Linked DNA regions of Mus musculus: region 1 is linked to region 2. The links are chromatin loops, found by intact Hi-C in ENCODE. Cell type or tissue: heart. All regions are shown on one strand. Each heading gives the region's core, and the rest is flanking DNA. Links, peaks and the distances in the headings are about the cores only. Region 1 has its middle 7.5 kb from the start of Ccdc160. Region 2 overlaps Phf6 (PHD finger protein 6).

What was found. A loop is a pair of places that touch in the nucleus more often than their neighbours do. Peaks named below come from ENCODE experiments on the same cell type or tissue, not always from the same donor. Only the 100,000 strongest peaks of a DNase experiment are listed, where the experiment ranks them.
Region 1: it touches region 2 in a loop (2.3-fold over the local background); 13 of 42 quality-filtered maps call a loop at or near these places.

Annotation. Positions count from the first base shown.
Region 1 is chrX:52,781,011-52,786,393 of GRCm38, reverse strand. It overlaps the pseudogene Gm7851. Among named protein-coding and RNA genes, the nearest start is that of Ccdc160, 7.5 kb to the left of the region's middle. In heart, for the core only: no CTCF peak of the experiment used is centred there; a DNase peak (open chromatin) is centred at 2,273.
Region 2 is chrX:52,926,241-52,931,623 of GRCm38, reverse strand. Phf6 (PHD finger protein 6) reads right to left here. Exons shown (of 11, transcript NM_027642.2): 4 at 1-51. Among named protein-coding and RNA genes, the nearest start is that of Phf6, 17 kb to the right of the region's middle. In heart, for the core only: CTCF peaks have their summits at 982 (motif pointing right) and 2,528 (motif pointing right); no DNase peak of the experiment used is centred there.

The DNA.
Region 1 (5,383 bases), core at 246-5,245, 150 kb after region 2:
CATTCTTTTTTTTAGATTTATTTTTTTATTAGATGTTTTCTTCATTTACATTTCAAATGCTATCCCCTTTCCTAGTTTCCTCTCCGAAAATCCCCTATCCCCTCCCCCCTCCCCCTGCTTCCCAACCCACCCACTCCTGCTTCATGGCCCTGGCATTCTCCTATACTGGGGCATAGAATCTTCTCAGGATCAAGGGCCTCTCCTCCCACTGACAGCAGACTAGGCCATCCTCCCTACCTCCATTCTTAAATGGTCCTTGACTCCCCTCTTCTATGCCTTGCTGCCTCTACTCCAGCTGGCTACTCTACTGGCTGTCTTGTTTTGAAAACACCACATCCCTATCTACCATTAGGAACTTTGCTTAACGTGTGCCCTTTGTTTTGAATACTCTTTTCCCAGAACATCTACACCTCTTACATTTTTACCTCCCTGAATTAGTTCATTTTCCTATTGTGTAATAAAATACTTTGATAAAAGCAACTTAAGTGAGACATTCAATTCTGGTTTGCTTCAATAATGCTCTTTTTCATAGTGGAGAAGTCAAGACAGTAGGAGCCAGAAGGAACTAGTTGTAGCGTATCTACAACTAGGAAACAGACAATTATGAATGCCTGCTTCTTCTTAGCTCTCTTTCTCCATTTGCACAGTTCAGGATCGCAGCCAGGAACAGTACCATCCACAGTGGATGAGGTCTTTCAGCTTCAATTAACACAATCAAGATAGTACTTTACAGACAGGTCCAGAGACCCATCTCCTAGGTAATACTTGTTTTGTTTGTTTGTTTGTTTGTTTGTTTGTTTTTTCAAATTGACAGTAGCCATCATCCTCCCTTAAGTTGTTTGCTCAAGTCTTAGTACTTCTTGGTCAGGCCTACAGTGACCAGTGTGGCTTCTAAAAACGTGATAAATCCTTTTTTTTTTTTTTTTTTTTTTTGGTTTTTCGAGACAGGGTTTCTCTGTGTAGCCCTGGCTGTCCTGGAACTCACTTAGTAGACCAGGCTGGCCTCGAACTCAGAAATCCACCTGCCTCTGCCTCCCGAGTGCTGGGATTAAAGGCGTGCGCAACCACGCCCAGCTGTGATAAATCCTTTTATTCTGAATTAGGCATTGCATAAGTGTCCCAACACTGGATGCATCCTTATTAGACAGCAAGTGTTTCTGGAAACTATTTATTGAATGAACCTTGATGTTTCAACATCTGATGCTTCCAATTTATTACCTGCCATGGATACTTATCATTCTCTGTGATGCTCTATTTTTGTCTATGTTTGAAATGTTCACATCAGTTTATATTCCCACTCATACTGTGTAAAGGTTCCCCTTGACACACATCCATATGAGTGTTTGTTGTCTGTTTTGGTTTTTTGGTTTTTTTTTTTTTTTTTTTTTTTTTTTTTTTACTGGATGATAGCTACCCTGACCAATTTGAGCAAGATTGTCACGTAGATTTAAATTGTATTCCTAAATAGCCAAGAATGCTGAGCACTTTTAAAAATATATATTTATTGACTATTTTTGTTCTTTTGAGAAATATTTATTAAATTTGCCAATCATTTATTGATTGGATGAATTAGGTTTGTTTCTGTTTTGTTTTTGGAGACAGAGCCTCACTATGTAGCTCTGGCTGTCCAGAAATTCACTCTGTAAACCAGGCTGGCTTTGAACTCACAGACATTATTCTCCTGCCTCTGTCTCCCGAGTCCTGGAATTAAAGAATGTGCATCACTCTGGAGGTTCTCTTAGTGTTTAGCTTTATAGTTGTTTATATGTCTTAAATATTCATTCCTTGTTTAATGTGTAGCTGACAAAGATTTCTTTCCATTCTGAAGGCTGTCTTCAATTTAGTGATTGTTGCCTCTTGTTTTTAAGAACTTTTTATATATTTTATGTATATGAGTACACAGTCACTGTCTTCAGACACACCAGAAGAGGGCATCAGATCCCATTACAGATGGTTGTAAGCCACCATGTGGTTGCTGGGAATTGAACTCGGGACCTTTGGAAGAGCAGTCAGTGCTCTTTACCACTGAACCATCTCTCCATCCCAGATTGTTGCCTTTTGTAATGGAGGAGCCAGTAGTGAGGTAGGGGAATCACTAAGTTTATTCCATAAGGTGGTGGACAAACTTGAATATTCGGGAAAGACAAAAGACCAAGTCACAGAGAAAGTGAAAGTATCAGCTTTATCAAAGCAAGCAAATTATTTCCTTTGGGATGGGTGGAGCCCCAGAGCTAGAAGTCCTTCTTCCTCTTTTAGTCTGGTTTAGACACCAGCCCACGTACCACCAGTACACTCTTCACAAAGTTGTCCGGGATCAAGAAGCCACTGTCTTAGAAAAATCACTTTCACTTTCCCTGTCTATCCATGTCCTGCTAACTCTCCCTCCCTTTATCGTGCAGAAGCTGTTTTACAACGTGTAATCTTCCTTTGTCAGTTTTTAGATTGTTTCCTGTGCTCTTAGTGTCCTTTCCAGAAAATCTTTGTGTATGCTTGTATCTTAAAATGTTTTACCTATGCTGTCTCTTAGCAGTTTCAAGATATCAGGTCTTATTTTAAGGTCTTCAAACTATTCCAGTTTGAATTGATTTGTGTGCACCAGGAAAGATATGGGTGAGATTCCCCTTCTTCTACTTGTAGAAATCAAGTTTTCCCTGTCCCATTTGTTAAAGAGGCTGTCTCCTTTGTCAAAAATAGCTGACTGTAGCTCTGAGCCTCTTATTTTATTTGTCTTTATATATGTCTTTGTGCCTTTACCATGCTTGGTAATATAATTTGAGATCAGGTATTGTGACACCCCCAGCTCTTTTTTTTTTCTCGGCATTGCTTTGCCTCCTGGGGGTCTGTTGTATTTCCATGTAAACCTTAGGGTTGTGTTTATCGAGTTCTGCACATTTTAATTAGGGAGTAAGTGCAGGGATTTTAATGGGGATGGCATTCATTCTGCGGGTCGCTTTTGGGAATATAACTGTTTGACAATGTTACTTTTACCAATTCATGAGCCTGGGAGAGGTCTTTCTATCTTCCGGGGTTTTCAATTTCTTTCTTGAATGCCTTTTTAAAGATGTGTTTATTTATTTTATGTATGTGAGTACACTGTAGCTCTCCTCAGACACACTAGAAGAAGGCATCTGATCTCATTACAGATGTTTGGAAGCCACCGTCTGGTTGCTGGGAATTGAACTCAGGACCTCTGGAAGAGTTATCTCTCCAGTCCCCTTCTTTAATGTCTTAAAGGTTTCATTATAACGGTGTGCTATCTCCTTGGGAAGGTTTATTCATACTTTTCAAAGGTACTGGGAATGGGATACTTTCCATAATTTCTCTTTTAAATATTTTACTATTCTCCCTGTCCTGGCCGCCATTGAAGAGCAGCAGCCATGGCCCTGTGCTGCCCCATGGCCGTGGGCCTCAACAAGGGCCACAAGGTGACAAAAAAACGTCAGCAAGCCAAGACACAGCCCGCCTGCGCCATGGGCACTTCACCAAGCACACCAAGTTCGTAAGGGACATGATCGGGCAGGTGTGCAGCTTCGCGCCCTACGAGCGGCGAGCCATAGAGTTGCTCAAAGTATCCAAGGACAAGCGCGCACTCAAGTTCTTCAAGAAGAAGGTGGGCACACACATCCATGCCAAGAGAAAGAGGGAGGAGCTGAGCAACGTGCTGGCAGCTATGAGGAGGGCGGTGGCCAAGAAGGATTGATAAACCCTTCCCCAATAAAAGATCGTTGCTACAAAAAAAATTACTGTTGGCATACAGAAAAACAAGTACTATGATTTTATGCTCTGCTACTTTGTTAATAGTGTCAATCAGGTGTAGCAGTTTTCTGGTAAAGCCCCAAGAGTCTTTTAAGTACTGAGTATACAGTCATGACATCTCTAAATAGGAATACTTTGACTGATATTTTTGAGGCAGGGTTTCCTAGAGCACTCCACATGACTGAGAATGACGGTGGTCTCCTGCTTCTCTTGTTTCCACTCCAGAGTATTAAGAACATTCGTTTTTTCCTTTCTCTCTCTCTCCCTTTCATGCATCTCAGCACACTGTCGCTGTCTTCAGACATACACCAGAAGAGGGCATCAGATCTCATTATAGATGGTTGTGAGCCACCATGTGGTTGCTGGGAATTGAACTCAGGACCTCTGGAAGAGCAGTCAGTGCTCTTAACCACTGAGCATCTCTCCAGCCCACAAACCTTTTTTATATGTATCCACTTTTCTTACTCTTGTCTTAGTCTTTTAGTTAAGACTTTGAACAAAACCCTGGTTAGGGTTTCGTTTCTGTTTTTGTTTTATTGTCAACTGGACACACAAACTAGAGTCATTTGAGAAGAGAAACCTCAATTGTGAACATGCCTCCACCAGACTGGCCCATGGGCAAGTCTGTGGGATATTTTCTTGATGAACAATGGATGTGGGTGGACCTAACTCATGGTGGGCATTGTTACCCCAGGGCAAGTGGTCCTGGGTGGCATACTAAAGCAAACTGAACAAGCCACAAGGAGCAAGCCAGTTAGTAGCACCAGCCTCCGTGGCTTCTGCTTCTGCTTCAGCTCCTGCTTCCAGATTCTTGCCAAGTTTGAGTTCCTATCCTAACTGCCTCAGTGATGGACTGTTACCTGGAAATAGAAGATGAAACCGACCCTTTCCTCCCCAACTTGCTTTTGGCCATGGTGTTTCATCACAAAAATAGAAAGCCTAATTAAGACACACAATATGATGAACAAGAGCACAGTACAGCCACATCCTTGTGCCATTCCTGATTTTAGAGGAATTGCTTTCAGTGTTTTTTTCCAGTGAATATAATGGTGGTTATAAGTATGTCATATTTACACTTTATTATAGTGAGGTGAGTGAGCTCCTACGTTTTTCAGAGATATCATGAGGATATGTTGAACTTTGCTAAAAAAAAGGGGGGGCCTTTCTAAACCTTTTCAAATCTGTATGAGTATGATCCCTCTATTCTTCATATATCTCACTCAAAAACATAAACTACAAATTCAGAAATAAAATTCAGCTGTCTTCTATTAATGCTAAAGGTATCTACAGAAATGTAAAGTAATGCCACTTTATTCATGAAAATTTTGTTTTGGGAAAAAACTATTGTTTGAGGTATTATTCATATGAACATGAGTTTTTAGATGACAACACATAGTTTTTTTTTTTAATTCCTCAATTTTATTTTCTAGTCTGGTAAGCATCAATATACACAATTCATGTAAACCATAGTTGTTTAACATTTGCAGTAAGTTGCCAGGCGGTGGTGGCACATGCCTTTAATCCCAGCACTCGGGAGGCAGAGGCAGGCGGATTTCTGAGTTCGAGGCCAGCCTGGTCTACAGAGTGAGTTCCAAGACAGCCAGGGCTACACAGAGAAACCCTGTCT
Region 2 (5,383 bases), core at 239-5,238:
TTTCACATCACAGCCAATGGTTGCTCCAGGACAATGACAAAGAGAACACATCTAGGGAAAAACAACAAAACAATATTCAAATGTAATTCTGCTAATACTGTCCCAAACAGGCTAGGACATTCCAATTTCTGTCAGGAAAAGCAAACTGGTTATAGAAAAAAGTCTAATTCATGTTATTTTCCTTATTTTGTCTCCTGAAAAAAATTGAATAAAATTATTCTGATGGTACTTTCTATTTTACTGACAAAATATGTAGGATGCTATAAATGTGTGATGGTCTACTGTGGTCAGGAGAACATTTGAAATGCTATAAATCATGGAGCTGAGCTAGATACAACTGACACTATAAAAACCTAGATCTCTTTTGCAATCCAGAACTTGCTGGATACCAGTAATTAGGAAAAATATCTCATGAGACTTTTTTTTTCTAAAACTTCCACAGTAAGGATGCTACTGCTATCCCAGTCACAATGTCCTGCCACCAGTCCTAATATCATCGGCAAAGAGTTCTTAAAATCAGAGTTAAATGAAGATTTATTAAAGATTTAAGGAAGATTAATAAAGACTTAAATGAAAATCTTTTGAGAAAAACTTCCCTACAGTATTTTGGGGAAGCTGGTAAAATCAACTGGAGGGTAGGCCAGTGGAGAGGGTAAAAGAAAGATATACTACTTTGAATCTCTTGAGTTGAGGATATTTTGTGATAGCTAATTGATTATACTGTGAAAATATGCCTGTCTGCTTTAATTTAATCTTACTTACCCTTTGCATTATGAATTCAAGCCAACAGAAAAAAAAAGATTCTTTCAACTCAAATTTACCTTATATTCTGAACTTATTAGTGATTGACCAGCTCTATATTTCAAAAACAATTCTTTTTTTAAGAGTTTCTCTCTCTCTTTTTTTTAAAGATTTATTTATTTATTATATGTAAGTACACTGTTGCTGTCTTCAGGCACACCAGAAGAGGGCGTCAGATCTCATTACGAATGGTTGTAAGCCACCATGTGGTTGCTGGGACTTGAACTCAGGACCTTTGGAAGAGCAGTCAGTGCCCTTACCCGCTGAGCCATCTTGCCAGCCCCAAAAACAATTCCTTTTTTAAAAGGTACACAGCAATCATTATTAATAGCTTTGGTTCACAAAACACAGTGTACCATACCCAGCAGGCTTTTAATGCGCCATCTCCTAAGCTATAAATGCCACATCAAAGTGAACCACAGTAAGGCAACAACAAAACCTTCACGTTGTTTCCTGGTTGCCAAACGCCTTGTTCTAAACACTGATCTCAATAATCAGGAGGCTAAGGCAGGGTTGAGTTTCAGGCCAACCTGGGCTACATTACACACACTCTACCTCCAAGATCAAACAACAAGCAAAGAGACAGAAACTTACGATCCAACATTTGGACTACTTGATCCCTAAGTAATGTCGATGCACACACTAGCAGGCTAATATAAATTCCAATAAAATTTCTTGTACTTCTCTAAGGAAATCAAACACTCAAACTCATTCATGCTATCATTTTTTAAAAATACCCATGTAAGTAAAAAAAAAAAAAAAAAGTTCTCAATGTAGGTACTTCCCAGAAAACACGAGGGCTACACAAGAAATAACCCACTTCTTCAAATGAGTACTGAAACTTCAAGTAATTACTATAAAAAGAAACGCAGTGCTGATCGGGGTATATAGCAAGATCATACATAGCACACTTGCTCACATGTGTGAGCCCTAGGTTCAAATTTCAACCCCTCCAAAGCAAAGGATTAGAAATACTACCTTCCCAAAGTTTATAGCTCTTGTTCTAGCAATTATATTTCCAACTTATTTACTGAAAATAGTAACAGGCATAAACAATGACTGTACAAGCATATTCATTGCAGAATTGTTTTGAATAGTCCCAATTTTAAAACAACTGAAACATGTTTCAATGAATCTCCTTCTGAGAATTTTTCTTTCAGAGAACATCTCACATTGTTGCCCAAGCTGAACTCAAGATTGTGAGCCTACCAAGTGCTGGAATGGCAGGCATGAGTAACATCCCAGCTTCAAAATAATGGGTTTATATATGCTAAGTGGAAAGCTAATAGAGAATATGAAACTATGTGAATTTCAATCTCAATAAGGTCTCCAGTATATAGTCTTTGAAAAGGGGTGGGAAGTAAATAGCAAAATGTTGGGTTGTTATCTTTGAATGATTTTCTTAATTCTCTGTATTTTCTGATTTTTCTACAACGTTCAGTATTTTGTTATACAAAAATTTGTTTTCAAAAGTATCAGGAATAGTGCAGCCGCCAATGAATTCAATGCCTGCCTCTCAACTGAGAAAGCAAAGGAAACCAAAATATTTGAATAATTGGGGGAGGGATGACTGTGGCATCTATAAACTCAGATTTGTCCAAATAAGTGGTTTAAGCAGCTAAGGTAACAGAAAGCAATTTTATAAGTAATCATAGGAAACACAGGAAGACCATTTTTAAAATTTTATTTAACATATAAGGGTTCTGCTGCAGGTATACGCACCTGCCAGTAGAGGGCACCAAATCCCCTTAAAGATGGTCATGAACCAGCATGTGGTTGCTGGGACTTGAACTCAGGACCTTTGGAAGACTAACCAATGAGCTAAACCACTGAGCCATCTTACCAGCCCCAGAAGACCATATTTTTTAAAGTGTTCAAAAGCTTATTTTGTTATTAGTTCTATTCAATGAAAAATAGGACAAAATATCAATAAAATATTTTACAGAAGAAAATATTTGTCAAAATTAGGAATAGAAAATTGGGGGGGGGCTTTAGATTTTGGGGAGAGGGTGTTCGTTTTACTTAAACTTTTTTTCCTTATTTTTTTTTTTTTTATGTATATGGGTGTTTGTGTGCTTGAGAAAATCAGAAGAGGGCATCAGATCCCCTGGAATTGGAGTTACACACGGTTGTGAGCCATCTCTCCAGAGACTTAGTTTCCTTTTTGAGATAAAAGCCACATAAAGGCACATAAAGGCAGAAGGAAGACAACTGACTCTACAAAGTTGTCTTCTAACTACACAAGTGCGCTGTAGTGCATGCGCGCAACCCACCCACACACACACATTGGAAGACTTTACCTAATTTACCTTCAGGTATTTCTAAATATAATTATGAACTGGATATAGGTATATGCCTTTAATAGCAGAACTCTGGCGACTAAGTTGAGAGTCTTGTGTGATGGCAACCTGAGTTCAGAGTTAATCTGAGCTACACTGAGACCCTTTCTCAGAAACAGTGAGTAATAGAGATGGTTCCTTGGATGAGAACACTGGCCCAGGTTCAGTTCTCAGAATCAACACAGTGGTTCATAACAATCTGTTAGCTCTACATTCTCTTCTGACCTCTGAATGCACTGCCCAACACATGCACAAAACTCACATACATTCAAACAAACAAAAGACACACAAAATAAATTACGAGCTCTATGTTCAAGAACTGGAAAAGTAAAATTGAGTACAATTCAGTTCAACAAACACAGAAAGTAGGGAGAACAGATTAGCTCTTCTAGAAACAAAATTGAAAGCTTACAGATAAATATCATAATTAAAGAAGCTAGGAAAGAAGACAGGTAGGGAGAACCATTTCTGAAATAAAAGAGATGGCTTCTTCTAAAACAAAAAACATTAGAAAGGAAGGGAGAAGCACTGTCCTTTGGGGACCTGGCTGCCGAGAGGTTCCCCATACCCCGGTGGATGGCCTCCCACACATGCACATATGGGCAGCAATAATTGGACTCATGGGGCTAGTAGTAACAAAAGGAAGGTCATGAAGTTAGCAGGGTGACAAGGTGGGGGACACTAGGAGCAGCTGGAGGAAGGTAATGGAGGATACACATGATAAAAATAAATTGCATAAATGTATGAAATGGTCAGTGAATGAAATAAAATTTAGAAGCATGTTGGGCACAGTGGCACATGCCTTAATCTCAGCTCCAGGAAGGAAGAAGCAGGGTCAGGTCTGTGAGTTTCAAGCCAGCTGGGATACAAAGAGAGACCCTTCTCTCAAACAAAAAACAAACGAGACCGCACCATTGCCACCATCATCAGCACATCAAGGTATGTGAGATGGGACCTAGCTCCGTACCCAGCGGCTGACTTTACAGACAATATCTGCTCTGAAGTTTGTCACCCTCTTTCCCACTACTTGCCATCCAGAAGAAGAGCATCAGTTGCCGTTTTCATCACACTTCCAATGTGTCCCTGTTGCCTTCAGATGTGGGAAAATAAAAACTAAACTGACAGGAACACGTTTTTCAAGAACAATGGTGTCCTTTCCCGGCTCAAGAGAGAGGAGGCTGACCTACCTACTAAATATTCTCTTGAGGCCCAATTTCCTTTTCCCCATGTAGGTATACATGTTAATTCTCGGCTTACTCTGCTTGTATCCCACTCCACGGTTGGTCTTCTTTTAAACAGGCAAAAACATTGTCAGCGATAATGCTTTTTTCTTTTACCCCCTCTTCACCTTACTCCTGGAAGAGCTGAGAAACCTCAATTCTGAATCCCCAGCTCCAAACTTGGAGGTTTGGAAAGGAGGTCCTGTCCAGTCACAGGGGACCGCTCAGCCTTTCTGCAGGATGCTCAGAAGCTGTGGGACCAGCCGCAAGTTCTGGCATGCTAACGTGGGTTAAGCTGTACCACACAAGCAGGTCTCAGGGAGCTGACCCGCAGATGAAAGAGGAACCAAGTCACGCATGAGAGGCCACACAAAGAACTCAAAGACTAAAATTTAGCTGGACCGTAGGAAGCAGACAGCGAAGCATACCTGCGCTTCAGTCAACTGAACAAGGCCAATAATGAAACCAAGTCTCCACCAAGTCTTAAGGATCAAAAGGAAAAACACTGTTTTCTCAGCAGCCACGGGGAAGAAAATGAAAAAGAGGTTGCCAACTTCATGGCTAGGCAGAAAAAGAAAGCGTTTGTGGAAAAGCTAGAATCCAGTGGCTACCTGGAGACCCTTAGAGGAGGCTCCCAGAGCTCAGCTGTAGCAGAGGAACTCCCAGCACATATATATGCTCCCAGCAGATCAATGTGGTTAACTGCGTTGGAGACACTCGCTTCAGAAAACTGCTTTGAATACAGAAAATGCAAAAGAAGGTATGAAAAGAAGCCATGAGCCTGAGCCTGTAATGCAAAGAAACAAATTGTCAAAAGCACCTAAAGAAAGGGACACCCATACCTAGGCTGTCTTCACAAGAAACAAGCTCACCTTACAGCGGCCTGGCTAGTTCTTCTGGCTGTAATAACATCATCTCCCATAAAAACCAGAAAGCAGGCCAGTACAGTTAAAGCAAACAGTCAGAAATGCCCTAATATTGCTGTACAACTCCAGGATCATAGTGGAGAATAATAAAACCTCA